2 separate regions of the Mus musculus genome follow, and region 2 is linked to region 1. The links are chromatin loops, found by intact Hi-C in ENCODE. Cell type or tissue: gastrocnemius. All regions are shown on one strand. Links, peaks and the distances in the headings refer to the core of each region. The heading gives the core; the rest is flanking DNA.

The links. Hi-C counts contacts between places; a loop is a spot of excess contacts. Peaks named below come from ENCODE experiments on the same cell type or tissue, not always from the same donor. Only the 100,000 strongest peaks of a DNase experiment are listed, where the experiment ranks them.
Region 2: it touches region 1 in a loop (2.1-fold over the local background); 3 of 42 quality-filtered maps call a loop at or near these places.

The regions. Positions count from the first base shown.
Region 1 is chr2:127,051,262-127,059,261 of GRCm38, forward strand. Ap4e1 (adaptor-related protein complex AP-4, epsilon 1) reads left to right here. Exons shown (of 21, transcript NM_175550.3): 15 at 919-1,033; 16 at 4,920-5,043. Among named protein-coding and RNA genes, the nearest start is that of Blvra, 15 kb to the right of the region's middle. In gastrocnemius, for the core only: no CTCF peak of the experiment used is centred there; no DNase peak of the experiment used is centred there.
Region 2 is chr2:127,200,395-127,217,286 of GRCm38, forward strand. It overlaps 1810024B03Rik (RIKEN cDNA 1810024B03 gene), which reads right to left and starts at 7,886. Exons shown (of 2, transcript NM_198630.2): 1 at 7,781-7,886. Snrnp200 (small nuclear ribonucleoprotein 200 (U5)) reads left to right here and starts at 7,992. Exons shown (of 45, transcript NM_177214.5): 1 at 7,992-8,144; 2 at 8,580-8,743; 3 at 10,300-10,471; 4 at 11,206-11,398; 5 at 11,955-12,010; 6 at 14,413-14,511; 7 at 15,655-15,807; 8 at 15,960-16,059; 9 at 16,219-16,355; 10 at 16,835-16,892. The coding sequence starts at 8,100. In gastrocnemius, for the core only: CTCF peaks have their summits at 4,748 (motif pointing left) and 6,132 (motif pointing left); DNase peaks (open chromatin) are centred at 4,740, 7,923 and 8,641; H3K4me3 peaks cover 2,168 bases; H3K27ac peaks cover 1,570 bases.

The sequences.
Region 1 (8,000 bases), core at 1-8,000:
TTGAGGCTCCTTCCTCTCAAATGACATTATCTTGTGTCAAGTTGACATAAAACTGTACAACACAAGATCAGATACAACTTGAGTTCTCTGGATCCTGTGCCCAAAACACATGGTGTCTTCTACTTACCGTCCACTCCTGAGAAGCACCAAGGACAATAGCAGCAGCTTATGTGTTTGGGGAGTTTCTTGGACAGCCCTGACTAACAGCTCAAAAGAGGGCTCCTCGTGTTTAGTGTGAAATTTTTGGTCAGATAGTCTATGGCTCTTAGGGTAACAGTGTCAGCCCAAATGAGAAAACTTCACCTAAACTGTGTATGGATATGTGTATTTTTACATAGACTTCTTTTAGTTCTGTGTCTGATACAGACAGAGTAGGTTGGGACAGAACACAGGATGTGCAGGTCCATCTATGCCTAGAAGTTGAATATGGCTTAGATGAGATAAGATCAGGTAGCCACAGAGTACTGGGTTGGTGTGCAGGATGTGGGTCCTGGTCCAAGCCTGGAACTTTGGGAATAGATCTGGGGACCAGGGTGAATGTGACAAAAGGAAGATCAGGTGGATTCACCTGGCTAGACACTGGAAAAGGATGTGCAAGATATGGTTGGGTGAAGAATTTGGTTGTGGCATATGGGGGGGGGGGGCGTGAAGGTTGTGAACAGGTAGGGCAGGTCTTGGCAGACGTATAGAGCTTACTAGTAGCATAGGGAAGGGTGACCTGCCTAGGCCTGGCACTGGGTGTGGGATTTACAGTAGATCTGGAGGGTACAATCAGGCTGACTTACCCAACTAGACCCTAGAGAGGGTCTCTCTTTAAAAAGTTTAAAAGATAATTGTGCCAAAGTTATATGAATGTACAATCTAGTCTCCCAATGCATGTTTGATTGTTAACTCCTGACTTGCTTAATTTTAATGCAGGCAGATGCGTCTTTATCTTTTCTGGATGGTTTTGTGGCTGAAGGACTCAGTCAGGGAGCAGCACCTTATAAGCCCCATCACCAGCGCCAAGAGGAACAGCTCTCTCAGGAAAAGGGTATACTTCCATCTCTTTATCATGAATCGGTTTGTTTTGGTTTTAGTTTTTGTTGTTACCGAGCAGGGTGTGCTTACCGTGTAGTGCAGGCTGGTCAAGAATTCCAGACAAAGAATCTACCTGGCTCTGTCTCTGTCTCTGTCTCTGTCTCTGTCTCTGTCTCTGTTTCCAGAATGCTGGGATTAAGGTCGTGTGCCACCACACCTGGGGAGGGCTGGCACTGAATAATGTGAGCATGTCGAGAAAGGTTCCAGAAGCAGTCCTGGTCACTGTAGGCTAGTGACTCATTTTCACTGTGAACAGTCTCTATATTAGATTTTCTAACAAGATTTTCTAATTAGTTATGCCATGAACTCACAAGGGCAAGAGCTTTTTGAACAGCACAGCCTGTGAGAGGGTCTTTACAGTGACCTTGGTGGAGAGGAGACCCCGGAGTCGTTTGCATGGTGCCTGGAAGTTGCTTCTGTAAAATGGAGAGGAGTGTGGACTGTCGCTTATGGTTTCAGGACAGCGACACTCATGACAGTTCCAGGCTGAAAGACCTCAAGAGTTTGTTGTTTGTGCTATGCCAGAACACGTTGTTACAAATGGTGGGGTCAAAGAGTTGCTAAGCATATTGTTAGCTTTTACAGAGCTTTTGATTAAAACTTTTATTAAATTTATTTAAAGTAATTTTCAATTAGTATACGAGTATACGAAGTATTATTATGGCATTTTAGCACACATTTGTGTTTGTTGATTCTCTGACCACCACCATCTCCACATACCCTTTTTCTCCCTTTTACCCCCAGTGGCCTCCTGTGTGGTCTCCCATGTTCTCAGCACTTTCCCTCGTGGTCCCCTGTCTAGTTGCAAGCCTAGACCTAGACATTCACATATGAGAATACATAACACTGAAGACAATGTGTGAGGAACATGCAGACATCTGGTTCTCTGAGTCTGGGTCACTTTATGTACTTTAAAAACCTACCCATTTTCCTGCAAGTATCCTAATTACATTTGTTTTATAGCTGAGTAAAATCCATTGTGGATATGCACTACATTTTCATTATCTGTTGATGGACATTCAGGCTGGTTCTTGGTATTGTGAATAGAGCGGCAATAAGTGTGGATGAACAGTGTCTCTGTAGTGGAATATAAAGTCCTCTGAGTATATGCCCAGGAGTAGTACAGCTAGGTCATCTGGCAGTTGTGTGTTTCACAATTTGGGAGACCCCCCGCCCCCCGCCCTGGCTTTCATAGTGGTGCATGACCTCCTTCCCACCTATAGGGGTCAGGCCTCTTCTCTCACCTCGTCCTCACCATCCTCATCCTCTCCACCCTCTGTCTAGTGTTCTGACCGGCGTGAGATGGAGGCTCAAGGTGTTTTTAATTTACATTTCCTTGAAGGCTAGGGAATATTGAACACTTTTTTGAGACATAAACTTTCTATGTAGTCCTGCCTGTATGGAATTCCTGTGTAGACCAAGCTGGCCTCAGATTTGGAGATAAGCTTACCTCTCTGCTTCCCCAGTGCTGGGATTAAAGGTGTGGGCCAATATCCAGGCAGGATGTTGGGCACTTTGAAGAAATACTTCCGGCCGTGTGTTTTCTTCTGAGAACTATCCACTGCTCATTTGATTAGCCCATTTATTGATTGGCAGGGGTTTTTTGTTGTTGTTGTTGTTGTTTTTGTTTGTTTGTTTTTTTGTGGTTGGTGTTTTGTTAATTTTTTTTTCAGCTCTATGTATTCCAGATCTTAACTCCCTCTCTGAAGTATAGCTTCCAAATATTTTCCTCCATCTTGTAGGCTGTCTGTTCACTAAGCTGATTGTTTTATTTACTATGATGAAACTTATTTATTTTATATAATCCCTTGTAAATTCTTGATGCTACTTCCTGTGCTTTTTGGGTCTTGTTCAGAAAATTCTTATCTCTAAGCATATTCTCTATAGGGATCTGCAGGTGGTACCCAGTTTTGCCAGCACCATTGTTGATGAGGGTATTGAGTTTTTTAATGTATGTTTTTAAAACCCTTGTCAGAAATTCCATGAGCATATGTGTGGTTTTGTCTAAGTCTCTGTTCTTTCCACTGGCCTGCGTGCATCTTTGTTCCAGGGTCTGCTGCCATTGTCACTCTGGCTTCCTAGTGACGTTTGAGTCAGCTATGAACACCACCAGTGGTGTTCTTTCTGCCTGAGATAGCGTTGTATATTCGTGGCTTTTGTGCTTCTATATGACTTTTTGTATTGTTCTAGTTTTGTGAAGAATGTCATTGAAATTTTGATGGTAGTTGAGTTGAGTCTCTCTAGTTTTTTCTTTGATTGGGTTCTTTTGTTTGTTTGGGTTTTGTTTGTTTTTGTTTTTTTGTAATATAGCGCCTGCCGTCTTAATTTTTTTAATTTTTAAAAAGATTTATTCTATTTATTTTATTTTTCTGTGTGTCTATATGTGAATTGTATATGCTTAGTACCTTTAGAGAACAAAAGAGGGCATTGGATTCCCTGAAATTGGAGTTACAGACAGTTGTGAGCCACCATGCTGGGAGTTGAACCTGGGAATTCCCAAGAGCAGCAAATGTTTCTTTTTTTTTCCCTTGTTCTATTTTTTCCTTCCTTCCTTCCTTCCTTCCTTCCTTCCTTCCTTCCTTCCGTTTTTTGTTTGTTTGTTTGTTTGTTTGTTTGTTTTCAAGGCAGAGTTTCTCTAGCTGGCTCAGAACTCCACCTGCCTCTGCCTCCCTGTCTCCAGAGTAAATAAAAGGCCTGCAGCGCCTCCCAGCTGCAACAAATGTTCTTAACCCCTGAGCCTACTCTTCAGCCCCTTCTCACACACTGTTTAGATGATGAACCTTCTATTTTTAACCCTTCCATCCTTTCTCACTCTGTTACTTGTTTTAGTTTACTGATGGTCACAGCTTTGCATACTGGAGTGACATTTGATGCATTGTCCTGCGTCTGAACTGATAGGTTTGCCAGTTACAGTTAGGTTTAGCTAATTGGTTTTTAAAAATGAGGTCTTATTCAAAACATATGGTTATTGTTCGTTCCTGTCTAGACAATCAAGTAGTTTGGTTTTAGCTGTGTAATTATGAGAACTCCAGATTCCGTCTCTCGTTGTGTTCTGACATCTTTGGTGTTTCACTTCATGATTCAAGATGGCTGTTTGCACGTCAGCAACCAACCTGCAGTATAAGCAGTAGGCAAAAGGAAATGGGAGAAAGGAGTTTCTTTACAGGTGCTTCTCCCAGATGTTGCACGCAGAACATGTGAATAATTTAATTGACCAGAACATGTAAGCCACGTGGCAGCAGAATCTGAAAATGTCTCCTCTGGCTGCCTGGAAGAGTCTGCTTCTTAAAGAAAGGGGAATGGATGTTTGGCATCTCCTCTGCCACAATAATAATAGGAATTTCCTGGTTCTGATTGAATTGATTTAGGTTATATACATATTCAAAAGATTTAGCATGTGAATGAGTAAACACTGTTTTTGAGTAGGGAAGACTCCCATTGAGAGTGCCACCCACTCATTTGAGGTAAACATTTACCCGGAATGTTCCTTAAGCAGACCGTGGCCACCACTGCACTTTAGCCCACTGCTCTTTTATTCTTGTAATAGCAGCAACTTCTCTGTGTACCTGGTTTACTTTTATAGTTTGCCTTTTCTGACTGATTTCTTTTTAGCTCTGTAGGGAGATAAAAGGATAAAGTGAAGGCTCGCTTGTTTCTGTGCAGACCTAAGTCAGTGGCGGCCACTGTACTCGTGCTGCACAGGACTGGTTAGATTAGATATAAAGCTCTCTTCTGGAAAGCTGTCAGCCTTTTAATTACTTCAGTAGTGAATGGAATCTCACATTTTATTTTTATGCTTTGTTTTAATATGAACCACTGTTGCTGTTTTAAAATTATAGTTCTCAATTTTGAACCATATGGACTATCATTTTCTTCATCTGGCTTCACTGGACGACAGTCTCCGGCTGGCATTTCCCTGGGCTCTGATATATCTGGAAACAGTGCCGAGACAGGGCTGAAAGAGTAAGTTTCTTTGTAAAGTTGAGAACTTGGCATGCTTACCTCCCTCCAGCATCCTGCCTGCTTCCTGCCTCTGTGTGTGTCCTCATAATTATTATTTTCTCGTTTTAGGAATTCCTCTGAGAAGTTTTCATTTTCAAATAATGCAAAAGTAAAGCCATATTTGTGACTATGTGCTTAATATTATTGAAAGGTTCCTAAGAACTATATTCTATATGAGATTTTTTTTAAACTTGCTCCTAGTTATTGGTTTCAAGTTTCTGATACTATATACTATGTCCTTAAACTTAAAGACCTTATCTGCCTTCCAAGACAAAATAAGCCATGGGTAAGATTTGCACATGAGATCTGGAGAGATGGCCCAGCAGTTAAGAGCCTGCATTGTTCTTACAGAGGATAAGTTGTCACAGCAAGTTCACAACTGCCTGTAACTCTAGCTCAGATGCCCTCTTCTGGCCTCTGTAAGCACCCACATGCATGTGCTCATACATGAAGACACACATACACATTAATTTAAAAAAAGATTTGCGCATAATGCATGTTACTGCCACATATGGTAAAATTTTAAGAAGCATATTGGAACTTTTGTTACCAGATAAGTCTTGAGCATATTCATCATTCCTTATTATTTGTGTAATTTTTCTGGCAAATACTTCTTCTAGTCATCTTAGTAGAGCTGTGACAGATACAGAGATGAACATGAAATAAGGTCATGTCCAGCTTTAAGACATTTTTTTCAATCAGTGATCAATGTGGGAAGGCCTAACTCATGGTGGGTGGTGCGTTCCCTGGGCTGGTGGTCCTGAGTTCTTTAAGAAAGCAGACTGAGCAAGCCAGTAAGCGGTACTCTCCATGACCTCTGCATCAGTTCCTGCCCTGATTTCCTTTGATGATGAACAGCAATGTGGAAGTGTAAGCCACATAAACCCTGTGCTGTCCAAGCTGTTGTTTGGTCATGGTCTGACATTGTCTGAGGAAGCTCTGTTCTTTGTGCAGAATGTTTTCAGAGGCTCTGGGGAGAGAACTTAACACTTGCTATTGCAAGCATGAGAACCTTGGTTCAAATTCCAGCACCCATATGAAATGGCTGTGCATGCCTGTAATTCCAGTATTGGGTGGTGAAGACAGATTCTGGGAGCTTGCTGGTTAGCCAGCTGTCCTAATTAGGGGTTTTGGTTTGGTTTGGTTTGTTTTTTTTTTTTTTTTTTTTTTTTTTTGAGACAGGGTTCCTCTGTGTAGCCCTGGCTGTCCTGGAACTCACTTTGTAGACCAGGCTGGCCTCAAACTCAGAAATCTGCCTGCCTCTGCCTCTCGACTAATTAGGGTTTCTTATTGCTTCCATGAAAGACCAACTTGGGAACCAAAAAACAACTTGGGAAGCACAGGGTTTATGTTTAAAATTTGTTAATCTTTCAATGAGGTGGCTATAAAATTTCCCAGAAATGATATAGATATGATGAATGATATGGTATATAAAATGGCAGGAGTTATAATTCTGTTTTTTTTTTTAATCCATTTCCCTCCCTGGTCTAACATCCTTAATTTCTTTCCTAGACATTTAATTTTGGCATTCCAGATGTGGTTGGTGGGTTTGTGATGGTAGAGGTGACGGCCATTAAGGAGTTTACACAGAACAAAGCAACAAACAGACGCAAAGACTGTCCAGACCCAGGGAGAAGGCTGTCCAGTGGACAGTGTTCAGGGTGATGTGAGGGGCTGACCTTATAGAGTCTGTGTGGTTTTGTGTCTGTTGTATGTGCTTTATTATTTAGAAACAGAACATGAGAGACTAGTTGAGGTGTTGTACTTTTAAATACACAGTTCTGCAGAAAGGGGTACCAGCATAGGGAAAGGGCAAAAATGGCTGGTGCACTAATTTGATACGAGACAGTGGTTTTTAACTTCCTGATAGAAAGAGAGCCTGGAGAGATGGCTCAGCAGTTAAGAGCACCAGCTGCTCTTCCAGAGATCCTGATCAATTTCCAGCATCCACATAGCAGTTCATAACCATCTCTGGGATCCACTGCCCTCTTCTGGTGTGCAGATGTACATTCAAACAAAACATTGATATACATAAAATACTTTTTTTAATTTAAAGAAAAATCCCAAATGAGAGAAATCCCTGTATTTCCATAGGCTGGAATTTGCCCCCTTCTCGAATTCTCCATCTCATTGTTTTAGGGCACTAAGCCTACAGTGGGCTCAGTCACATAGCTTGGAACTTTCCACCTCTAGAGTTCTGATCCAAGCAGGGACAGCCGCTAGCTAGAGGAGAGAGAGTGCTAGCCCTCCTGCTGACCTGTAACTTAGTGCTGAGTGCATGTGATACTGCAAATGGACCATAATGATTTTTTTATAGTGAATAGCTTTCCAGATAAGACTGTTGCTCCTCTTCTACAGTCCCTGGAAAGCTGACAATAAAGTCAAGCCCAAGTTAGAATTCCTTTCTTACAAGTTCATCATTAAACATTACTCTACCAGTACACCATTAATCTTTTGAAGATTTCTTGCCTAGGATTTACGTGTGTATCTTCATGGTCTGACTTACAATAATACAAAAGCACAATTTAGAAAATTATGGATTATTGCAATGCCTTCCAAATCCAGACAAAGATGACTTATATAGAAAGCAGTGTTTACCGACTTTTTCCATATATGAGAGGTGGCCTAATGTTGCTCTTGTGTGCTTTTTTTTAAAATTTTTTTATTTTTAGGCTGTTGACTGAAATATGACAAATTTACACTGATAATAGGTGTGTAATTAAATGAAATAATTGAGAAAAAATCTGTAGACTCCTGTGGCCTCTTCCCGTTTGCCTGTGAAATACATTTTGCAATAGCACAGAGTATGCAGAATTTTTAGGAGTACCCTTTGCAACCATACCTGTGGGAAGAAGTATCAAAGAACACATTTGGGAAAATGAAGAAGAGATAAAGTCGTGTCAGTGACCTTGAGAGTT
Region 2 (16,892 bases), core at 4,318-12,317, 150 kb after region 1:
GATATATTTTCTTATAATTCTTTAAGGGATTTTTTGGTTTCCTTTTTAAGGGCTTCTACCTGTTTACCTGTGTTTTTCCTCTATTTCTTTAAGTGAGTTATTTATGTCTTTCTTATAGTTTTCCATCATCATCATGAGAAGTGATTTTAGATCCATATCTTGCTTTTCTGGTGTGATGGTGAATCCAGGACTTGCTATGGTGGGAGAGTTGGGTTCTGATGATGCCAAGTAACCTTGGTTTCTGTTGCTTCTCTTCTTAGGCTTGCCTCCCGCCATCAGATTATCTCAAGTGCTCCCTTATCTTTTGGAGACACAACACAGATTTCTATTCACACCAGATAGGGAGACTAGGACAGAACAAAGTGCAGAGCAGCAGAGTTGAACTTGGTAAACTATACATTTCATTGGGGTTACTTAGAGAATTATGGGTGAGAGGTTACTTACAGAAGCAGAAATGACTCGAAGACAGAGGCATCAGCAAAGTCCACCCAACACAAGTGACATCTCACAAAAGCTGGGAAATGGGAGCATACTTACAGGCTACAGATTCCTCCACAAATTGGAGAGTTTTGGGGGGTAGCTCAGTTGGTTGGAGCACGTCCTTTTCAAGTGACTCAATTGGTCTGTATATCTTCTAGGCACTTTGGCTGCTTTCTGCTTCTTCTTGGCAGTTAGTCTGGTCTGAAAGTCTCCTTTGCAGCTGGCTTTGTCTGAGAATCTTCATTGTAGCTCTGCTTCCCTAAAGAAACTCTCAGCAGCCACTATTGTTTACTCTTGAGAGGGTGCCCTAGTGTATCTGGTCAGTTTCAGGGACTTCCTGGAGCTACTTTGAACTGTGTAACTTCTGGATAAGGAGCTTCCCTGTAGGATGTAAGGTATTGGTCTCCTAGAGCACTCCACCCTGATCCTGCAGCTCTTACATTCTTTCTACCACCTCTTCTGTAATGGTCCCTGAGGCCTTGCAAGGGGTGACTTCCATATCTGTTGTATCTAAGAATTAGGGATGCCTTATGTATCTTACATGTGTTGAGTCTGAAAATTAGGCCACAGAACCACAACAGTCACTTGATCACATGAGCTTCAATGGTGCTCATGAGTTGATGCTGACATCTTCTATGATCTATGACATAAAACCAAGTTGTTTATAAGGAAATTTGACAGGCACACATAATACCATCTAATAAAACAAAAGAAGTCTAGGGGTCTGCAACCCTATAGGTGGAACAACAATATGAACTAACCAGTACCTCCAGAGCTCATGTCTCTAGCTACATATGTAGCAGAAGATGGCCTAGTCAGCCATCATTGGGAAGAGAGGCCCCTTGGTATTGCAAACTTTATATGCCCCAGTACAGGGGAACGCCAGGGCCAAGAAGTGGGAGTGGGCGGGTAGGAGAGTGGGGGGTGGGGAAGGGTATGGGGGACTTTTGGGATAGCGTTTTAAATGTAAATGAAGAACATACCTAATAAAATATATTTAAAAAAAATAGAAGTTGCTTCCCCATTGTGACCACCCCATCTAGAGGTTTTTGTTCAAGCCAGATATGAACTCCCTCCTGTGGAGTGGGCCTTAAATCCAATCAGAAAGCTATTAGTCTTACCCATAACAGCCTCACTACTACTGAATGAGGGGAACATTCTTCTCATTTCTGTCTGGAATGTCAGTGTGTTAGCAATCAGGGTCCATAGGTAAGCAGGAATGTGGGTGACAGTTCTTTACCAGCAACCTTCATGGTATCCTCTGACACTATGATACAGTCCAGCAAGGTGGGAGCTTCTAGTTCTGTTCCAGCTTAATTGAAGCAAGTCCTATATGGTGAAGGTCAGGCCAAAGCACCGTCTTCAGCAAGCAGCAAGCACAGTCTTACTTTCTAGTTCTGGCATACAACCAGCAAGTATAGCAATAGAATTTATGGTTTGTGGGGGCTCTAGGGTTTCCACAGCCATCAACTCTCAGGTAGGCAGCCCATCCATGCAGTGGGGTTTTCATTTAGTTACCATGAGCCTTCTGGAAGTATCACTGTTCACACAAGTAGGCTCCCTTTTGTACCTTTTCCTTTCAATTATGCCCCTGGTAGGACTCTGAAGTAGGCAGAAGTACCATTGTACCTGGGTGTCTCTCTAATGGCTTGTCAAATCTGCAAAACACTCGAAGCTGAGCATTGTGTTATCCATGTAACAAAACTTTTATCAGAGACTGGACAGTACACAGCAATGTCCTAAAGCACCACCCCATAACAAATGGTGGGATTACAAAGATGATGCAATTGAAGCACTCAAAAAGTCTGTTTCATCTGTTTTATGCAAGTGTCAGGTGATCCCAGATGTTCACAATTAAGAAGATACTAAAGTTGAACATAAGCAATATCAAACACAGCATGGAATGAATTCATCTGTTTGTATCAATATCAATTCCTCCACAGTTCAAGGTGGGTACAAAACATGGAGAAAATCTAACTTAATTAGCTTAAACAATTCTCAGTCGTTTTCTTTGAGTTGTTATGTTCTTGTATCTTGGAGCTCCTGGATGGAGTCTTCATACATTTCTCTATCCATGACCAACTCGCTGGATCTGAGTTGATGTGAATAGACCTACTTGGGACCAAAGGGACACATGGCCTTGCTCTTGCCTGATGCACCTGCTAGATCCCTAGGCCTGGAGAGTGCAGGGTTGTCACTGTAGCTGTTGCTATAGCTTGAGCTTCACCATTCAACAAATTTGATTGAGAGTCTATAGCATGAACTTTTTCTAAAAAGAAATATACTTAGTCTTCAGGAATATTCACCTACCTACCTCTAGCTTGATCATCTTCACCTGAATTCTTTTATCACAGATGCCCTCTGCCAACCATTCCTCATGCTTTAAAGCCTTCCAGAAGCCCTTTAGCACAAAATTTGGATTTTCAGCAATGTTTTTCTTAGGAACTCTGGCTAACATAAAGCATTCCAGGTTTATCTCTAAGTAACTCAGACAGACCTCTTCCTCTGCTTTACCATACTCTTAGTTCGTCGGTGGCCAGGGGGTGGGGGTGGGGCTTTCTCACTTTACAGATACTGTTTCCTTGATGGTCACTCTGACCTGCAAAAGCCTTTTCTACAATATAAAGTTCTTACCCCCACCAAACTGCTCCTCACGGTTCTTAAAGTTCTTTACTGACCTGGATATTTGCTGGGTCAAACTTTGCTTAGCTCTTCACGTGAATGTTCTTTTATCTGTCCTCGTGAACTGGGGTTCAAATATAGTGTCTCTTATTCTAAGTTCCCTCAGAACTCAGATCTCCTGTTCCTGCTTCGCTGGTCTTCCAGCCCCTGCCATTTAGGGGGCCTTCAGATGGAGTTAGCCATGTGTTACTATTGGCTGTGATATGCCAATCTATTAGGCATGTACTTCCCTCAGACAGTCTCGGGTCATGCATTCTGACCCTTAATGAAGGATGGGAAGTTGTGTTTCTCAGTTTTCCTCCTTTCACAGCTGTCAGACTGATTCCATTTGATTTCTTTCTTGTCCCAAAGCCCCATGAGCTAGATTGCACCAGGCTCTTTTATTGCTAATTTAAAAGCTTTCCCTAATTCCTGAAGTTTAAGTGCTGAATATTTCCTGATAACCCTAGGTTCTTGTAAGAGGCCAACAGTAAGGCCCTTCCTGCTTTTTTTATTACAGATTTTTCTCTCCTTTCCCACCAAAGTTTGGACTTGAAGGGCATATTCTATTTCTCTTATCACCTTTATCTCAACTGTTCTTTTCCTCATTTTGTTGGCCAAACCAGAGGTTTAGATGAGGAGGATGCTAGCCATATCTCCCTTTTCCTATTTCAGTACATTCTTTAAACAAATGACCCTCACGATCATATCTGGTGGATGTGATATGGTGTTTCTTATACTAAATAAGTTTTCCTAGAGGTGTCCAGTTCCACACACAGTATGAAGTTTTTCCACTAACACCCTGAATCTTATAGTTGCCCTATATATATTTTGGCTACTCCACAACTTCCATTTGAATTGATGGAGAACCCAAAAGTTAAATGGCAGATTTTCTTCAGAATTCTATTTATCTGAGTCACATCTACAAAATGGTATAGGACCTAACTAATTAGTTATGTATATTGGAAGACACAGAGTCCCAAAATCATGTAAGTACTAGGAAACGTGAATGTGCCTTCATCAAGGAAACACCAGCCATTTCCTCAGAAGAAATCCCGAGAGAAGATCTACAAAATAGCATTAGAAATATTTTTAATCGCGTACCAAATCCAAGAATAAAAGCTTCTTTAAAGCAATGAAAATATGGCCATGGGTCGGATGCAGCAGGTTAGGTAGTGTGGTTGCGGTGGTGGAATTTGCTGAGCATTTCCTAGACCTCAGTAGGCATATCGGTGGCTTTTCCCAAGGTTGCCAAGACCCGGCAGCGAGAACACAAGAGAACGAAGCCAGCCTGGCTTTTGAAAACACCTGGGTTCTGGAAAAAAAGAAAGATTACAAACTTCGAGCAAATGACCATCATAAAAAACAAGATTTCTTCACAATTCTCTGGAAGAAGGCTCTTGAAAAAATTTCAGAAGAATTCTACATTAAAGTGACTCCGGCCAAAATCCAGGATGGAGTTCGTATTTTTAAAGAGAGCAAGGAAGAAGTAACAGCTGAGCAGCTAAGCTGATGAGAACTCAGAACATCAAGTACATAGAGAGGAAAAGGATTGCAGAAGCAAAGAAAATTGAAAGACTGAAATCAGAGCGCCATCTGCTGGATTTCCAGGGAGAAGCAGCAGAATAAGCACCCCCTTCCCTTCCCCTCTTCATCTCAAATGCTGGGATTAAAGGCCTGTCCCACCACCACCCAGCTGAAAATGTAACTTTTAAAGATAAAAAAAAGTTATATGTAAGAGAACTCAAGGCTCATTCTAGATTCCCTCCAGTGGCTTCCCAGAAGACAGGTAACTAGTGAGCAAGAGTGGACACTGATAACCTCATCAAATTACAAATGACACCACATCAGAGTCCCTTCCGCCTGGATGGAAAGGACTCCTTCAGGTACTTCTAACCACTTGTTCTGCAAAACTTCAAGAGCTAAATCTTAGATTTATATTTCTCAACTCAAACTTTTACCCACTTCTGAGGACACACTCAAATGGACTCCAGGAGAGCTGAGTAAATCTCATCTTCTATCACAGTGGTGAGTGAACACCATACACACAGAACTCAAACCATCCTCACAATATTTATACCTCTCTCTTCCCATACCTCTAAAACCCTTTTAGATTTATATATATATTTTTAAATTGTCTAAGTTACCTGGAGTTTTCCTTCGTGTGTTTCCTAAATGATAAGAAATCTAAAGGTGCTCACTGCATCAGAGGCCACAGAAAAATGAAACGGGAGAACTGATTTCATAGAGTTGTCCTCTGATCACTACACGTACACCGTGGCACTTGCACCCCACCACACAAGTCACCCTGTCTTGCACAAATCATACATATATACACCCATTAAATTTAAATAACAGTAATCTTAATTTTAGTGAAACTACATATGAGGAAGATATTATCTCTCACCATGCTTTTGTTGTAGTTACTTGCTTATCTACATGTTTTTCCTTAAACTAACTCTCCAACCTTAAATAATGAAAAAAAAAATAGGGCTGGAAAGATGGCTCTGCTGTTACGAGCATTTGTCGCTCCTGCAGAGTACCTAGGCCCAATTCCCAGCACCCACATGGCAGTTGACAACTATAACTCTAGTTACAGGGGCCCTGGTGCCCCTTTGTGACCTCCCCACACAACAGAAAATACAAGTAAATATTTTAAAAATAGAGGCTGGTGAGATGGCTCAGTGGGTAAGAGCACCCGACTGCTCTTCCAAAGGTCTGGAGTTCAAATCCCAGCAACCACATGGTGGCTCACAACCATCTGTAATGAGATCTGACGCCCTCTTCTGGAGTGTCTGAAGACAGCTACAGTGTATTTACATATAATAAATAAATAAATAAATATTTTAAAAAATATATTTTAAAAATATTATCCAAAGGGGATAAAGAGGTGGCTCAATGGTTAAGATCACTGACTGCTCTTCCAGAGGTCCTGAGTTCAATTCCCAGCAACCACATAGTAGCTCACAACCATCTGTAATAGGATCTGGTGCCCCCTTCTGGTGTGTCTGAAGAGAGCGATGTTTGCAGTTACGTAGAATAAATAAATAAATAGAAAAAAATTATAATTTTTAAAGTTATTCAAGACTGTCAACACTTTCATAAAATAATTCTCTTATTTTCAGTATAACATTCAGTTTTTAAATTGACAAGGGCACTGGGCGTGGTGGCGCACACCTTTAATCCCAGCACTTGGGAGGCAGAGGCAGGCAGATTTCTGAGTTCGAGGCCAGCCTGGTCTACAAAGTGAGTTCCAGGACAGCCAAGGCTACACAGAGAAACCCTGTCTCGAAAAACCAAAAAAAAAAAAAAAAAAATTGACAAGGGCTTATTTTATATCTTCCAAGTGGAACTCCATTTGGGAAGGTAACTATATTTGAAATGCAAATTCTTAGACCCCCTAAACGATAAAACTTCTTCCTACTAATAAAGAAGAAAAAAAGTAAATGAGTCCAACCTAGGGTTACTATGCTGCTCTTACTGTTAAATATGATAAGGTACAGCTTGTCACAACCATCCATAGCTGCAGCCACGGTGTTTATGAGTTGGAGGCAGGGGGATCAAGAGTGCAAGAGAAGTCTCTGGATAGCAAGTTTGAAGCCTGCCTGGACTCCAGGAGATCTTTTCTCAAAAACCAGATAAGGGCTAGAGAGATGGCTTAATGGTTATGAACACTGGCTGCTCTTTGAGAAGACCTGGGTTCCAACCCCTCCACACACATGGCAACTCACAACCTATCTGCAGCTCCAGTCTCAGGGGATCTGACACCCTCTTTTGGACTTCGTGGAAGTCTGCATGTAATGATACACAAACATACATGTAGCCCAAACACCTATCTACATAGAATAAAATGTAAATGATAAACCAAACAATAAAAAAAAATTGCCAGCAAAATGGCTGGGTGGATTAGGACACAGACTTAAGGTTCACTCGTGCTTATTAAATATCAAGGGAAAGCAGAACTCACTGTTTTGCTTTCAGTGTTGTGTAGAGAATTATGAAAAGACTAAATACCACCTTTACATAAAAGGTACCACTACTGCTGAATAAAACTGAATAGTAATTCCATACATATTATTTATTTTTCATATATTTCTTTAGTAAAACATTCGTGTCACATTGAGGAGGACAAAGTTATACATATGCTGTAATCCGCACACCTAAAGTCCTGACAGGCTGTGACAAAAGATTGGGCACAAATAGTTCTTCCTCTACCGTCAGTCAGCTGACACAGGGGAGAGTCTTGCGGAAAGGGGTTTGGGGTAGAAATCCAGTCGGTTACTAGAACTAGGTACATGCTAACTTGCTTTTTTTTTTTTTTTTTTTTTTTTTGTCTTTTTGTTGTTGTTTTGGTTTTTTGTTTGTTTTGTTTTGTTTTTCGAGACAAGGTTTCTCTGTGTAGCTCTGGCTGTCCTGGAACTCACTTTGTAGACCAGGCTGGCCTCGAACTCAGAAATCCACTACCTCTGCCTCCCGAGTGCTGGGATTAAAGGAATGCGCCACCATGCCTGTCTTGCTAACTTGCTTGAACCTTCAGCTTCCTTATCCCTTAGTTTCCGTTTGCCTGCATGTCTGCCTGCCTCACAGGATGGCTGGTATGAGAAACCAAAAGAATTACAGAAAGGGACTTTCAACATACGCTTAGGGGTTGGGCCTTGGCTCTGTCGCAGGTAGAGATGCCTGGAACCACAATTTGCACGCGCGTGTGTCTCGTCGGTCAATGGAATCCTTGACCCGGATGTACTACTGTACATCTCCGCAAACCCCGCCCAGAAGCAGTGGTTAGTAACCGGAAAGTCTCACGTTTAGCGGGCGTCCCGGAAGCGGAAGCAAGTCCGTTTCTTTTCTCCGTCCCTTACGTTCGTCCTGCGTTGTACCTGTTGTGCCAGGGCGGTTCGCTGAAGCGGTTCGGAGCGTGAAGAAGAGTGGAACCCTGAGTTCCCGGAGCATCAGCAGCCATGGCGGATGTGACTGCCCGCAGTTTGCAGTACGAGTACAAGGCGGTGCGTGTGGTCTCGAAGGACCGGTGCAGACAGGGGAGGTCGTGGACAGCCACGGACACTTGAGCGGGAGATCAGAGCTGGGTGAAGGATGGATTAAAACACGAAGGAAAAACCCCGTGGAATTTGGGGCGCTTGAGAATTTAGGAGTTGGGTTTTCCCCAGCCCCCTCAGCGCTAAACTCGCACCTTCTTCTCTTTACCCGCAATGTGCCCAACATTTTACCCAAATGTGGGCTGTTGTGGATGCTCTTAGGAGCGCTGGTCGTTCACCTTCTCAGACAGCAATAGTGCTCGCGCATCGTGTAATGCTATGTTATTTCTTCTTAAGAGCATGATTTTTTTTTTATTCCACTGTTTTCCCATCATCTGCTGTCACTGTAATAACAGGATTCAAAACTATACATATCAAAGTTTTGATAAAGTATGATCTTTTCAGAACTCAAATCTTGTGCTCCAAGCTGACCGCTCTCTCATTGACCGGACCCGCCGGGATGAACCGACGGGAGAGGTTCTGTCCCTGGTTGGGAAGTTGGAGGGAACCCGAATGGGAGATAAGGCTCAACGGACCAAACCACAGATGCAGGAAGAAAGACGGGCCAAGTAAGTACTAAGGGGATGCTGGATGCTATTTTTCCATCTAATGTAAAGCCCATCTTTAGCATTAGAGCAGTAGTTTTACTCAAGTTTATATGGAAGATGAGTGGTGTGTGCACAACAACCAAGGTTTAGAGCTTCTTTGGATTTAGGTGTAATGAAGTGGAACAAAATCTATTGATACCTTTTACTGACTCGTTTCTGATTCATAGATGTTAATTTTCTTCCGGTTATCTTTTTAAAAGATCTGTTTTATTTTTAATTACGTGCATGTGTATGTTCGTGTGGGTTTGTGCACACGTATGCAGATGCCTGTGTGGAGGCCAGAGAGGGTTTGAGAGTCCCTGGAGCTAGAGTTACAGGAGGTTTTGAGTTACCCAGTGTGGGGCTAAGAACTGAACTTGGGTCCTCTTGGAAAGCAGTACTGGGGTGAACAACTCGACTCTTCTCTCCAGCCCCATCCCCGACTGTTTTCAGGACTTGAGTTAATCTCCTCTCTGTAATTCACCTCCACCATGTTGTTACAAGCTTCTCTCCCCAACCCTTCTCTCCTTTTGTTGCCCAGCACTTCCTGATGATTTCTGTTGTCTTTTCATGTTGGTGGGTTCATTTCAAAAGTTAAATACTACTTACTTTATTTTGCCTGCCTTGCTTTTCTTTTCTCTTCTTCTCTTTTCTTTTCTCTTCTTTTCTTTCTTCAGAACAGAGTATCTTGCTCTGTAGACCAGGCTGGCCTTAAACTCAGAGATCCACCAGCCTCTGTTTCCTGAGCACTGGGATTGGAATTAAAAGTCCTGTGCCACCACCTCCCGGAAAATTGTGTTTTCTTTCCCCTCCGTCCCTCTCTCTCTCCCCTTTTAAAAAATATTTATTTTATGTATATGAGTACACTATAGCTCATCTTCAGACTGTAGCTGCCTTCAGACATGAAGAAGGCACCTCAGAAGAGGTCATCGAATCCCATTACAGATGGTTGTGAGCTACCACGTGTTTGCTAAGAGTTGAGCTCAGGACCTCTGGAAGAACAGTTAGTGCTCTTAACCGCTGGGCCATCTCTCCAGCCCTCTCCTCTCTCTTACTATGGAGTCTTAACAATCCCCAGGCCCTGTTTGATTTGAGTGCTTATGTTTTAGAAGAGCTTAATTATTGTTCCTTGGTCCTTCAGTTTTCAGAGTCTGACGTCTTTTCTAGTTGTTTATTGGGAGTCATTAAGAGTAAATTCCACTGGAGCCTAGTTTCTCTCACTCCTAAAAAGTGATGGATGCATCTAAGGTTAAAAAAAAAGTCTAAATCATATTATAAAATCTCATATGGATATAAAAAGATGTACATTTTAAGATAATGGAGACTGTATCTCATTGTAACAGCATATCAGAAGATGGCACATTTTCTTTCTATAAATCTGTCCCATAAAGAAGTGCTTCTTCAAATCACTAAGGTCTGGTAGGAGTTAATCATTTTGATTCATGTTCCTGCCTTCACATATTAGACGTATAGAAAGGGTAAGCTTGGCTTAGGAATGGCCAGTTCTTCCATTCAGCATCATGTTGTATGTCCTTTAGGAGGAGAAAACGTGATGAGGACCGGCATGACATGAACAAGATGAAAGGCTACACGCTGCTGTCTGAGGGCATTGATGAGATGGTGGGCATCATCTACAAGCCTAAGACGAAGGAGACCCGAGAGACCTACGAGGTGCTGCTCAGCTTCATCCAGGCTGCGCTGGGAGATCAGGTGAGCCAGTCTTACCTCTGGATTTTCCCAGTAGGATGGGGAGGGCAGTACCATTCGAGCAGAGAAGTAGTGAACATGTTCCAGGTCAGAGGCAGGCTGCTGAGTGCCTCTTTCACCTAGAGACATGTGGCAAGCTGTTGTGCAAGTTGTCTTCTGCTTCTGAAGACCACCTATGCCCCCACGCCCAAGCGCTCGGGCTGTCTCCAGGAGCTCACTAGTTTTAAGCACATGAGGCAACACTGTGTTAAGTCCTCAACAGCTCCCTCTAGGCTTGAAGGTTGCTTTTGTTTGTTGGTGTGAGATGAGGTCTCCTGCAGCTCAAGCTGACATCATACTCACTATGTATTTAAGCATGACCTTGAACTTTGGTTTTGTTGCTGCTTCCCATGTGCTAGGATTGCAGACTTGTGCCACTGTGTCCTGTTAACGAGTGTTCAAAGCCCAGGATGCTGCATATTTTCTTGTTTGCTTTGTATGTATATACACCATATAGCCCCAGTACCCTTAGCAAAAGAGGTTTCAGATCTCCTGGAATTTGAGTTGTGATTTTTCTTTTGAGCCATCATGTGGGTGCTGTGAATTGAACCCAAGAGCAAAAGCAACGCAGTCCTAACTTGTGAGCCACATCTCCAGCTTGTGTAGTTTTGAAGATGCATGCTTCTTTACTTTATATTGTCACAAAGCTGGTCAGTGCCCTTCTACATATTATTGTTGTACGTTGTTTGTATTCTCAGCCTCGAGATATTCTTTGTGGAGCAGCTGATGAAGTCCTGGCTGTGCTGAAGAATGAAAAGCTTCGAGACAAGGAGAGAAGACGGGAGATTGACCTGCTGCTGGGTCAGACAGATGATACCAGATACCATGTGCTGGTAAACCTGGGCAAGAAGATCACAGACTACGGTGGCGACAAGGAGATACAGAATATGGGTACCTGAGCTCTTTGTGTCCAGACCATGTTTTGTGGTTGTTGGCCTTTCTGTTGAATACTCAGCATCTTTGTTAAAATTTTAGAATAGCATTGTTTCCATAGCTTATGTTGTGTTGCTTAAAGAGAATGGTGATCTGCAGGCCTTTTGGCACAGGCTTATCCCAACAAGTCAGCCTGGTTTGCATAGCAAGTTCCAGCTGCAGGGTTCCTAAGCAAAACCCACCTAAGAAGAATAAAGTGGAGAGTTATCTCTTGATGTTTGGTTGTGAGCCTTATCCTTTAGTAGCTGAACTATCTCTGCCACCCTGGCAGCCATTTTTAAATTGAGACCTATTGTGTAGACAGTGAGAGAGAGCAGGGAGGGCTTAGGAGCTGAAGAAGCAGAGCAGGGTAGAATCCAGGTTGGCAGGCTTGAGAGGCCTTGGTGCTTGTTTTCGTGTTGGTTAAGTCTGTGTGTTCTGGCCTGAGAGTAAGCAAGCCAGGCAGCTGAGGAAATGGGCTTGAGTGTCTCCACACTAACCACTGCCCTCTCTTTGTAATCCCACATCTCCTCAGATGACAACATTGATGAGACTTATGGTGTGAACGTGCAGTTTGAGTCTGATGAGGAGGTGAGTGGCTTTAAATGGATCCCTTCTGTTGTGTGATGTTACCAAGGTAGTGGGAGCTCTTCTCATAAACTGAAATTCCTAGCTAAATGCGTTTTACAGTGTTTTGTGGTATACTTACAAATTTTGTGTCATTCTGCTTAAGAAGTTATTGTGGTTCACGTTAGGTTCTTTTAGAAGCTAATCTAAACTAGTAGGTGTACACTGACAGTTTATAATAAACCAGATAGACCAATGAAAGTAGGAAGGAGGACTGAGAAATGCCATCCTGTGGGCACAGTGCAGTTATTGCAATCATGAACTCAAGCAGCTGCACTTACTTACTGTGGGCCTGTCCAAGACTGGCCCTGTCAACACCCAGTCAGAGATTGGGGAGGAGTCTTCTCCCTGCTACCTAACTATTGGTTATTGATAGATTATGGAAAGGGGGTCATTATCTTCAGTCCTGTAACCACTTCTAAGCCTTCTGGTCTCTGATGGTTAAATTCAGTGGGTCACAAATAACACAAGGAGGCATGAGTGTGAGAAACAGATGTGTAGGGAAGAGGAGGCTCCGTGAGGTGTGGGGAGCTGCAGTAAGAGAGCTTGGTATGGGGGCTGGCGAGATGGCTCTGTGGTTAAGAGCGCCGACTGCTCTTCCGAAGGTCCAGAGTTCAAATCCCAGCAACCACATGGTGGCTCACAACCATCTGTAACTAAATGTGATGCCCTCTTCTGGAGTGTCTGAAGACAGCTACAGTGTACTTAAATATAATAAATAAATAAATCTTTAAAAAAAAAGAGAGAGAGAGCTTGGTATGCATTGTGTGCGTGCATGAAATTGTCAGAACCCATTTAATCAATAAAGAAAAAAGATAAAGCACATCTTCAGTGACGTTGTGTCCTGCTGGAGTGTTTTAACCATAGTATAGTAATTCACGGCTTTCGAGTTGTGGGCTAATTGCTAGTTTAAGAATGCATATTCACCTAAGAGTATGGATGTAATTGTACTTGGCTATTTAGCTGTTGTAGCAGCTCCTGGGGTTAAAGCTTGCCACTTCTAGATTATAACTAAATATGAATAGTGGGACAATTGAAAAAGGAAAGTTGAACCAGGAATGGTAACACAGTGCCTACATTCCCAACAGTCAAGAGGTTGAGGCCAGCTAGGCTACATAGTGAAATTCTCTACATGTCTCTTAAGTCATTTTTTTTTCAGATTTATTTATTTTATGTATGAGAACACTGTAGCTGTACAGATGGTTGTGAGCCTTTGTGTGGTTGCTGGGAATTGAATTTAGGACCTTTGCTCTCTCCTGCTCAAAGATTTATTTATTATTGTAAATAAGTACACTGTAGCTGTCTTCAGACACACCAGAAGAGGGCATCAGATCTCATTATGGATGGTTGTGAGCCACTGTGTGGTTGCTGGGATTTGAACTCGGGACCTTCAAAGGAGCCGTCAGTTCTTTTAACAGCTGAGCCATCTCTCCAGCCTGTCATTTTTAAAGTTGGTTACTTTAGAGTTTTCAGTGAGTGAGTTTGTGTTCTGAAAAAGAAAGTACCAGTCCTGAAATGTCCTGGAAGATAAGATGTTACTGGAGTCAGGGTGAGCACTGAACTGAGAGCCAAGGAATCTTGAGTTTGAGCCTGTATCTTAGGCAGGTCATTTTGCCTCGGTTTCTGTTTTAGTAAAACAAAATGCTACTTCCTACAGAATAGTTAATTGGTAGAGTTTTTCTTTTCTCTTCCTTTCTTTCCTTCCTTTCTTTTTTTCTTTCTTTTTTTTTCCAGACAGGGTTTTCTTTTGTGTAGCCTTGGCAGTCCTGGACTAGCTCATTAGATCAGGGCTGGCCTCAAACTTACTGAGTTCCACCTGCCTCTGCCTCCTGAGTGCTGGAATTAAAGGCATGTGCCATCACTGCCCAGCTGTTAATTTGTAGTTTTAATTAGGAACAACCTGATACAGATTTCCTTGCTCGTAGCAATTTATTTAACAGATGTTAATTATTGAACATGATGTTTAAGTCCACAGTCCACAGTTGAGATTATGCAAACTAAGCATGATGTCTACATTTCTGGCTCACAATCTACTTTCCTGTGTATTCGTCTTCATAGCTCCTCCATTAGCCAGTAGTCTTAGTTTGATATTATCTGTGTTTCAGAAGGAGCATATGATCCCAGTGTTTGATATTTGCAGCTAAGGTGAGAAGCAGAAAAGAGGATAGATACATCTAATAAACCCATTCCAAATGGTCATTCCATTGATATTCCTGGAATATGGTTGATACACTATTGGCTTTACCCCAAAGCCGTTGTTCTAAGTATGGAGCTTACTTAGAGTGATAGAAAGCAGGACCTGTATGACACAGGGCCAGTTCTACATCTGTGTTGAGATTGTATTACAGGTAACATTGTCTCCATAGGAAGGTGATGAAGATGTGTATGGGGAAGTCCGAGAAGAAGCTTCTGATGATGACATGGAAGGGGACGAAGCTGTTGTGCGCTGCACCCTCTCTGCTAATGTAAGTACAGTTTGTTTTAGTGTAGGCCAGCTTGCTTCTAAGTGAAGGACTTCCTCTTACTAAGACACTCACTGAGCCGTGGTTGGTTTTTCTGGGTGGTGGCTACTGTGGATTGAACCCAGCTTCAGGCATGCTAGGCCAGTGCTCCACCACTGAGCTAGTGTCATCGTTCTCAGCTTTTGGGGTTTGGAGTTTTGTTGTTGTCCAGGCAGGCTTCAAACTTTTGATGTCTTCCTCATCCTTCCTCTTGAATGCTGGAATTATGGCATGGACCACTGTGCCTGCCTTCCAGACTTCCTTTTGATGGGTATTTGGGTTGTTTTTAAAATTTGATACATAGATAACATTGTAATGACAAGAGTATTTGAGTGTTTTGTTTGTCTTTTAAGGTAGGGTTTCCTTGTGTAACCCTGGCTGTCCTGGAACTTGATCAGTAGACCAGGCTGGCCTTGAATTCAGAGACCCGCCTGCCTCTGCCTCCCAGGTGGTGGAATTAAGGCATGCACCACCATTGCCCTTCTGAGTATTTTATTTTTGTTTGTTTGTTGTTCTGGGGTTGAACTTACTGTCTTGTGCATGGTGAATGCTCTAGCACTGAGTTATAGAGCAGTATTTAAAGAGACTAAAAACATTTTTATTTTGAGAAAGGGCCTCACAAAGTTGTCTGAGCTGGACTTAAACTTACGCTATAGCTCATGCAAGTCTTGGAGCTTTGTCAACTCAGCTTTCTAAGTAGTGGGGTAAATTTACAGACCTGTGCCAGTGGTGTTTTGTGTGTGTGTGTGTGTGTGTGTGTGTGTGTGTGTGTTTCTGACATAAAACTTGCTGGGCAGCTCAGACTGGCCATGAATTTGGAATCTCCTGCATCAGCCTTCTTAGTGCTGGGATTGCAGGTGTTCCACCAACCTCAGTTTGAGCCTTATTAAACAGTCAGTATTTTGATTTTCTTAGGACATTAGTCAGTTGTTTCTCTTCCCAAAGACACATGTTAATGAAATCTTAGTCTGGTGTGCTCCTGAATGCAGTGTAATAGAGCTGCTGCTTTCTGGAAAGGCCTCAGCAGGTAGCCTATGGGATGGTAGGTAACTTGGGTGGAGCATGATGAAGAGACCTAGTGAGCCACATGCCTGATTTCCTTCTTAGCTTGTAGCCTCAGGCGAACTGATGAGTTCTAAGAAGAAGGATTTGCACCCTCGGGATATCGATGCCTTCTGGCTGCAGCGACAGCTCAGTCGTTTCTATGATGATGCCATTGTGTCACAGAAGAAGGCAGATGAGGTGTTGGAGATTTTGAAGGTATGGATAAAATAGTACTTGTATTCCATGTGTCTTGTCAGAAAGGGTCAGTGTTTGGAAGGCAGCTATGCTTACTGCAGTGCCGACAGTGCAGGGACAGTGTTTGAGGTTGCAGATGGCTGTACTCATACAGTCTTATTTTCTCTCTCCAGACAGCAAGTGATGACCGAGAATGTGAGAACCAACTGGTTTTGCTCCTTGGTTTCAACACGTTTGACTTCATTAAAGTGTTGCGGCAGCACAGGATGATGAGTGAGTAGACTATGCACTTTTCTTGCTGTGTGTGTGCGCACGCGCAAGAGTCTGCTGGATTGTGTTGGCTTCAGTATCTAATTACCTTCTGTTTGCTCAGGAATAAAAGGAGGTTTTATTTCACTGTCTGCAACTTTCTCTCCCTATTGTGTTTGGCAGTTTTATACTGTACCTTGTTGGCCAGTGCTCAGAGTGAACCTGAAAAGGAGAGGATCGTGGGAAAGATGGAAGCTGATCCAGAGCTCTCCAAGTTCCTCTATCAGCTCCATGAGACTGAGAAGGAGGACCTGATCAGAGTAAGGACTGTTTTGTCTGTCCGTCTTGTTCCTTGTTCAGTGTTTGAGGTAATGAACCATATCTCTGCGTTCTCTGGAGTTGCTCAGGGTGCAAGTTAGAGTCAGCACACTCATTTCTGTGGTTGAGATCCTGTTTTCATCCCCAGTGCCATGGGGAACCTGTTTACTACAACCTGGGAAAAGAGCATGTCTGCTTAATGTAGAACACCATTCCTCCCTGCCTTTGGTGGTTAATTGTTGACAGTCTGCTTCTGACGTTCCTCTTTAGAACACTGCATCACCACTGTGTTTGCTACCTCTGACTGATTTATTTACTTATTTTTATAGTCTCTGGCAGGTCTCAAAATAAAGTGATGTCTTTGGTTTGGGGATACATGATTTAGCACCATGATTGAAGCCCAATCCAGAAGGGACTGCACGGGACAAGCACTCAGGCGAACAATGTACATGATTGTGCTTTTTCTTCTCCCCTGCTGCAGGAAGAAAGGTCCCGGAGAGAGAGAGTCCGTCAGTCCCGAATGGACACAGATCTGGAAA